2 separate regions of the Homo sapiens genome follow, and region 1 is linked to region 2. A link is a contact called in ENCODE Hi-C data. All regions are on one chromosome and are shown on one strand. Each heading gives the region's core, a stretch centred on a gene start or an enhancer-like site at or near the end of the contact. The rest is flanking DNA. Distances are from core to core; before and after follow the strand shown. Region 1 overlaps TENM4 (teneurin transmembrane protein 4). Region 2 holds the start of TENM4 (teneurin transmembrane protein 4).

What was found. A loop is a pair of places that touch in the nucleus more often than their neighbours do. Pooled maps may share reads with other maps.
Region 1: a map of ascending aorta shows a loop between it and region 2 (1.9-fold over the local background). The contact joins the enhancer-like site here to the promoter of TENM4 in region 2. A Hi-C loop is called at or near these places in 3 of 168 maps with a recorded cell type or tissue (ascending aorta, chondrocyte and ovary) and 2 of 50 pooled maps.

The regions. Positions count from the first base shown.
Region 1 is chr11:79,170,823-79,175,096 of GRCh38, reverse strand. All of the region lies in intron 3 of TENM4 (teneurin transmembrane protein 4), which reads left to right. Among named protein-coding and RNA genes, the nearest start is that of TENM4-AS1, 80 kb to the right of the region's middle. Within about 2 kb of position 1,341, at least 4 of the 41 ENCODE cell types and tissues checked have a DNase peak (open chromatin) inside an H3K27ac peak, as active enhancers do; they include ascending aorta, where a contact is called at or near this core.
Region 2 is chr11:79,438,340-79,442,279 of GRCh38, reverse strand. TENM4 (teneurin transmembrane protein 4) reads left to right here and starts at 1,250. Exons shown (of 34, transcript NM_001098816.3): 1 at 1,250-1,771. RefSeq lists silencers at 1,122-1,291, 1,552-1,661.

The sequences.
Region 1 (4,274 bases), core at 92-2,591, 270 kb after region 2:
TATTTGTTCAAGAAGTCTGATGGGGACAGCAAAGAAAGAAATAGAGCTCTATTTGAAGTCAAATAAAGACAGATGTATAGATAGAGATATTGATATAGAGATAGATAGTATATTACTTAGGATCCTGGCAAGAAACAGTGGCATTGTCATATGGGGTAGCTGAGGAGAGTGTAGTGAAGGGATTATTTTAAAAGTATGAGCAGGATTAAGGACAACCACTAAGGTTGGCAAAGTACCCTGAGGCTAACAACAGCTGGGAGCTGTCACTCCTAGACCTGATGAGCAAGGTGAAGGAGAAGTTCCTGCAACTTAGAGAGAGGTGTAGCAATATGATAGCTGTAGCAAAAGGCTGCCCAAAGGAGTCGTGCCTTCCTACATAGCAACACAGCAATTTCCCAGCAGGGAGGTCATCTGGAGAATAGAAACCCTAACCTCATTCTTCTCCCAACCTCCTCACACCTCCTGCCAGAGTCTCCCATTGGCTGAACCCAGCTGCAAGCCAGAGAGAGCCCAGTTGACCCAGTGGTTAAAGAGCAGCCTTGCAGGGCACAGAACAGGCTGGAAAAGGAGAGCAGTGGATCTGGAAGAGCCGATGAAAGACATGCACTAGGCACAGCTGTAGCTGTAAGCACAGGCATCGATTTTTTCATTTTAAATCAGTCTGAAGACAAAGGGAAGAATGGGTTGAAGAAAAAAAAATTAAAGATAGTGAGGAAACAAAATCAAAATTCCAGCCCAGTCTTTCACTTGCTGTAGGGGTATCTGAGACATAGGGAGGTATGAGTCAGTACATCTCTCCCCCGAGAGCATCATGTACAACGTTTCACCTTTGCCACCTCTTGCAAACCCCTCCCAGCAGAGTGTTGGTTTTTAGAAGCACCCGGGCAAAGAACAGACAAAGGGAGGATAAGCTGTGGGGGCGGGGAGACCAAGGTAGTCTTATGTAACTTACATCTTTATGAAAACTCATTTTGCTTTTATTTTAAGAAGTGCTATTTATGAATTCCCCAGGGGGTTAAAAAGCTTAAGAGATGGGTTTTTTATGTGATGTCAATAGAAAAATCTCTAAACTCCTGGAATAAATGATGCTTTTGTTTTGGCTTTCTGTTTTTCAAAAAGGCCATCTGTTTTCATAAACATAAATGAGACTCTCTAGCCACCTTTTCCCTTATAACCCTCTGTCTCTTTGCACAAATGACAACATTCCCTTCGTGATTCATTCCTGAAGACATTCTTCTGGGCTAAATGCGGCTGCTAAATTTGTACTTCAGTTTTCACTGTGAGTCCCACATGATCCTTGCTCAGGCGGCAACTGCACTATTACAGCTTTCACTTCTCGAGTCCCAGATTGCTATACCCTTGGGTTGCCAGCAGCTCTGCACCAGGCTTTATGCAACTGGCTTCTCCTGTTTTGCAAGGGTATCTGAGGTCTTTGAGGCAGCCCAATAAGTAGCAACCCTTCTCTACCTAAGTCCTAAGCGTGTTGAGAAATAAATGGAAGATAGCAGATGAAAGCTAAAATACCATGTTTATTATTGATAATGAATAATTTAGCTTAGTGTAACAGCTAAATAGGCTTGATAATTGGACCCAGAATTAGGCAGACTGACCCACCTGGTGATAGGCCACGTTGGATGAGGCAGAGGATAAGCCAGCTCCTGGAGGAACATAAAAAAAAGTTGCCAACTGCCAAGAAGAAGAAAATTGAGACTCAACCGAGAATAACCATATTCTTCCTCAGTTTACCATTCATGTAACTCATACCACTACCTGTGACCAAAGGGGCAAGATGGCTCACAAGAACACTAATGGGGCTCCCTTCCCATGGAAATAACTATCAGGAATAAAGATGAAGTTTTCCTTCCAACGGTGACATAAGTGTGACAGAAGCTAAAAATGTGCCTTGACTGAGCCTGGTCGATAAAATGTACTCAATAAATACATGTCGACTGTGTGTTCATTTATTTAACAAATACTTATTGAACAAAGTTAGGGCCAAAATAAGTTTAGTTTTTGATTCTTGGTACAGTAGAGAGCTGCTAGAAAATTCTGAGCAAGGAAAAGATATGATGAGATTTACATTTTGGAAAAATTACTCTGATTGCTTCTTGAATAATGGATTATAAGAAGGACAAGTATGAAAATGGAGAGACGAGGGCCAGGCACGGTGGCTCACGCCTGTAATCCCAGCACTTTGGGAGGCCGAGGCAGGCGAATCAGTTGAGGTCAGGAGTTGCAGACCAGCCTGGCCAACACGGAGAAACTCCGTCTCTACTAAAAATACAAAAAATTTAGCTGGGCGTGGTGGTGCACACTTGTAATCCCAGCTACTCTGAAGGTTGAGGCAGAGGTTGCAGTGAGCCAAGATCACACCACAACACTCCAGCCTGGGTGACAGATAGAGACCCTGACTCAAAAAAAAAAAAAAAAGGAACAGAAAAGATGAATTAGAACACTCCTGCTGTTGTCTAAGCAAGAATTGATGATGCCTAAGTCAGGGATGAAATCAGAGAAGGACACAAAGGAGAAGGCCACGTGGGATATAACTTGCAGATAGGGTTAGCAGGATTTGCTGATGGATTGGAGTTGGGGAGGAACATGGTCTGTGAGGGAAAGCAAAGAATTGAGAATGACCTATGTTTTTATTTGAGTAACTGAATGGATAGGGGTAAAGTAGAAGGGGCTGGTTTGGGGGATTGGTTGAATAAATGGATAAGTGAATGAATAACGGTGTCCCTGGTCACCCAGTCTCTTTAGGAGGCTGTAGTGGGCTGATCATGCCCCCGTTTGCCTAGGACAGCCCTGGTTTACATCTGCTGATCCAGTGTAATTATTAACAGTGCTGACTAGGTGCATTGACTCATGCCTGTGATCCCAGCATTTTGGGAGGCCGAGGCTGGAGGATCATTTGAGCCAGGGGTTTCAGACCAGCCTGGGAAACGTAGTAAGACCCTGTCTCTACAAAAAATAAATAAAAATTAGTCAGGTGTGGTGGCACGTGCCTGTAGTCCCAGCTACTCAGAAAGCTGAGGTGAAAGGATCCCTTAAGTCCAGGAATTCAAATTTATAATGCGCTATGATCACATCACTGCACTGCAGCCTAAGTAACGGAGCAAGACCTTGTCTCAAACAAGCAAACAACAATCAAAGAATGCTTCCTTTCACCCTCAAAAGTGACCTGCTTTGGATGGCAAAGTACTTGGTTACCCCAGCTTAGAGAATTTTAGCTTGTTAGAGAATTGTTGGGGAAGTGCTTTGAAATGTGAAAAACAGTAAATGGAAAATGTCAATCAGCATTAGCTATGTTAATGAAGATTTGTCCAAAAGCTGACTCTTCTTTGCTCATTAACTTACACAATTATTTTAGGCTACGTTCTACAGCAAGCAATAAATGGATAAGATAAATTCTTATCCATTTATTCAACCAATCCCCCTGTCTGATTGTCTTCCAAGACATGTGGCTCCCAACCCTAGAATGGAACTCTGTTTCCCAGATCCTCTTCCTCTCTCCTTCCCCAGTTGTTAAAGATTTCTAAAACACCATATTTAATCAGTCTATGGGGACTCTCTATTTAAAGGAACCCAACGGTTAATCGTTTCATAGATCAAAGCTTTTGTTTAGGCACTAACCACTTACTTTCTACTCCACAGCGTTTCCATGGCTGGGTTTCCCTCTAGGAAGGCACAGTCTTGGAAGATAATCCTCACTCATCCTGGCTCTGAAATACTTTGTGAAATGCAAAGATCCACTTTCCAGCTGCCTTTCCTTCTTAAGGATGTCTAAATATGCAGTTGTGCCCACAGAGGCATTAGCATTTCACACAAATACCATATACTGGGTGAGGCATGCTGATATTTGGAGAAGGACATTTGTAGATACCAAGGTTCTAGGCCCTCTCTACCCTTTCCTGCTGTGGGACTCTGACACAAATTCTTCCCCTCTCTGGGCTTTTATCTTCTCACAGGTAAGATAGGAGAAGATGCCTCTCTGACCTCTGTGTGCTTCTACCTCTGTGCTTATGTCCTTCATGTAATGGGAAAAGATGCTTCAACATCATACTCACGGGGCTGGGGGAGTTATAGCACAGTCCTCTCTTTCTCAAGTCAAATTTAAACTGACTTGAGCTTTCACACAGAGATTGGGGCATGTCCAGATGGTTCTCTTATGATCCCTTTCCCTAGTTCCTCTTCCCCACCTTGTCCTAGAACCAAGGAAATGTATACAATCCTCTCCCGCATAAAAAGGTCTCTCCGGCTCCTACTCCTGTATTAGT
Region 2 (3,940 bases), core at 1-2,500:
CCACGTTTATAATCTGTGATGCCTTTATAATCAGCATATGGCAACTGGCTAGACAGTCTCCTCACCACACAGAAGAGTTTTCAAAATAGCCTACCCCTCCTTTCACATTTATGTGAAATTAGCATTGTCACATTTCCTCCTTCATTGACTACTTTAGATCAGAGAGACACACTGTAGCAGAAGATCATGAAGGAAGTTGTCTTAAAGAAGGAAACTAACATAAATTAAGCATCTCATATACACCCAGTGCTTTCTTTCCATTGTTCTCTCTTTTAATCCTCACCAAAACTGGTGAAGTCGGTATCATCCATTTTATAGATGAGAAAACTGAAGCCGGGTAAGGGGAAATGGCTCGCACTAAGTCCTTTAGCCAGCAGGCAGCAGGGCTGGAGTGGGAATTCCTCCAGTCTCTTCCCCAAAGCCCTTCCAAGTTGCCACTCAGTCAAACTACCGCTCTCATCACATAAAAATGCCCTTCTCTTGGAAATGTGCTTGCCATCACGATCCAAACATTCGAGGGACAGAAATCTCTTGGACCGCAATCACTGCTATTTTTTAAGTGATTGTTATCACGACTCAGTAGCTGTTACCATGGTTTTGGGGAAGTTGTCCGAGGAAGGAGGGCCTTTCTTTGGGCATCTTGCATGCCTGAAGAAGGAACTCAAGATCTCAGCTCTTAATTACTCTGATTGTGCTGCAGTAGCAACTTGAAAGAGACCGTCCCTAGAAAAGTGTTGGGGTGGGGGGTGTGGAGTAACATCCAGCGAGCAGGCAGAAGGGAGGCCCTGGGCGCCAGAGAGACCCAGGGAAAGGCGAAGAGGAGGGAGAGGGGACGAGACCGTGCTACGGGGAGCCTGGAGAGAAAGCCAAAGGAGGAGGAAAGAACAAAAGGCAAGAGGAGAGGAAGTACAAGAAAGTCCAGAAAGGAAAAGAGAAAGTTTCAGAAAGGGGAAGAGAAAGCAAGCAAGGAGGGTAAAAGAAGAAAGAGACCAGAAAGATACCGAACTGAGAGAGCTCGGAGAACTCGAGAAAGCAAAGGAGGTAAAAGGAGAGAAGATGGAGAAGGCGGCGGAGAGGAAGGGGGAAGGAGACAGAGGAACCGAGACTGGGGTGAGGGAGCGGCCGCGCGTGGCCCCCGGAGAGGCGCCCATCACCTGCGTGGCGCCCCCCCGCGCCGGAGTGCGGCCCTGCTCCCAGCGCCAGTGCGCCGCGCGGCTCGCCGGCCTCGTAGGATTGGCTACCGCCTCCCATTCATGTAACCTGCGTGTGCGTGTGCGTGTGTGTGTGTGTCTCTCTCTCGCTCGCCCTCTCTTTCTGTGTGTAAGAGAGCGAGGGTGGGGGACGGAGGCAGGCAGGCGAGCAGGCAGGGAGGGGAAGAAGAGAAGGGAAGCTATTAAACACACACACACACACACACACTCACACACGCGCGCGCACACACCCGCCCCAACCCCCCAGAAGCCTCGGGATTGCAGCTGTTTCATGTGGGGCAGCAGTGCTGGCAGGGACGCCGGCCGGGAGCGGCCGGGAGCGGGAGCCGGTCGTGCGCGCGCGGCTGGAGGCTCGCTGGGGCTCCGCTCCCCGCGGGAGCTATTGTTGGTCTCGCTGGAGCTGAGCGCAGAGCCCGGACCTGCTCCTTCCTGGGCGCCCCGCTACGGCTCGCGGAGCAGAGGAGCCGCGCCGCCGAGAGAGAGAGGAGCCACCGGCGCGGCGCCTTGCCTCCCTGCCGCCGTCCTCGCCGCTTCCCCGGCGGTAGCAGCCTGCAGCCACGGTAAGGCGGCGTGATCCGCTCTACGGAAAAGCGCCTTGGGGACCGCGGCGACGCCTCGCCAGCTCCATCGCCCTCTGCACTGCTGGCCCGGGCAGGGTTCGGGTAGCTCACGCGGCTGCCGAGGGCTCCGGGAGATGTTTGCTTGCTCCCCTGGCCCAGGAGGAGGGAGGCTAGGGCGCGGGTGGCCGAAGAGGCAAGCTGTTCTGGAGCCTGGAGCCGCCGCAGCCCCCGGAGCCCGCCGCGGACTGGAGCCTGGGAGCAAGGGTTGGGGGAGGGCAGGGAGGTGGGAAGCGGGTGGGAGGGAGGCGGCGCGCCCCAGGTTCGTCTGCCTCTCCCGGATCCCGTTCCCCGCCCCGGCCCGGTCGCCTGCAGCCCCTCTGCAGACTAGCTCGCCCCAGGCCCCCGTCGGGCGCTGGAGGAGCCCGCGAGGCGGCGCCGGGCTTCAGCGGCTGCAGCCTGCCCTGCGGGGCAAGTGCCGGCTGCAGCAGCCCCGCACGGGCGGTGGTTGGAGCTCAGATCCTGGAGATGCGACCCCAGCTCCTCGCCCTCTGCAACCCGCGGGGCGCCCGCCTCTCCTCACCGGGCGCCCGGCCGCGGTATTGATGTTCGTCTAGGAGCCAACTGAGGCTGCAGCCGCCAGATGGACGCTTGGAGGGCTCCCGGGTGTGAGTGTGACTGTATGACTACTCTCACCCCCAGCTTCGGGAAATGTGCTCTGGGTTGAAATGTGATCACCGAGCTCCTCAGTCATTTTAATTGCCATTTTTAAATGCGGTCGTTACATTGGAGGAGCAGACTGGAAGGTAGTGGGGCGGCGTGTGTGTGTGTGTGTGTGTGTGTGTGTGGACACACACACGCAACCGAGGAATACACAACCAACTACTTGGGTGAAGGGCGGGGGGTTCACCTAGTGAGTCCTTCTTGGCGGGGGGGTCGGGCGAGTTAGCTGCCCGCTGCCCGCCCCTTCTCTGCCTGCCCCCGCCTAGGCGAGGTTGGAAAGTACTGGAAATTCAGCTGCGTGGTCCTTAACTTTGGAAATTGGCTCCGCTTTCAGGGCAAAATGTTAAGGCGATTTATGCACCCGCGTCCATGTGGATGAGTGTATTACTGCTCAGTTGGGTGCAGAGCCCTCAACAGTACCGCGCCAAGCCCCCACCCGATCTCTAACTCCCTCCCACCCCCTAACCGTGGAGAGAGGGTTTATAGAAATGCAGTTATCTGTAAACCATCGACGCAGTGAAAGGGGCGCAGGGAGGCAGCCAGAGTTTTGCCTGAACCTGCATACTGGCTTGGTGTTTGTAGCACACGAGATCACCCCGCTGCTTTGTAGAAGGCGGTGGTGGGGCAAGCTCGGGATTCCAATCGCCGGGGTGGGGGGTGGGGGGAAGAGGGTGCCCATGTACTGAGCTCTGAGGCCGAGTAAGGAGAGAGATCTGCTGAGCGGCATCGCGGGCAATTACATAAGCTGCCTCGGTGATTACCCGGAACTGTGATGCGAGCTCCCGGTTCTCGAAAGACAAGCCTGAAAGTTTGCCTGCTTGGGGAGTGTAAGTACCGGGGCGCCCCCACCCCGGCCTGGGTAGCTAGGATACGCCTCGCACCACGGCGCCCACTTGTGCGATGGGCGTCGGGTGCTGATGCTGCTGTCCCCAAAGAACCGGTTACCGAGGCAGGGACTAAGTGGGGGCATCCGGAATTGATCGCAGAGGAGGAGTCAGTCAGAACTGAGGTTTCATTGGGTCTTCAGAGCTCCAAGTCTTCCCTCGGAGGTGTTGGAAGGCCTTCCAGGGAACGCCGTTTTCAGAAACTGACTTGGTGTCCTGGGGAGCCCCAAAGCCCCTCTTTTCCGCCCTTCCTGGGCGCCCCTCCTTGTCTTTCAAGCCCTGTGCCCTTCACGTGTTTAGAAACCTGCCCGCGGTGCCTGGTCCCCCTTGGAGATGCCCAGGCAGCCCAGCCATCCAGGCCCACGCTGGCGAGGGGTTAGAGGGAGTAGAACGCTGGCTCTGCCGGGCTGCCACCCTTACCTACACCTATTCCTGGTTTCCTGCGCTAGCCCGGCGCTGATGGGGACGGGATGGGGCTGGGGTCGGGTATGGCTTCCGTTCCTTCGCCTCTCGCCTCTGCAGACAGCAGTTTGCTTCTGTTGCGTTTATTCTCCCCGTTTCGCCG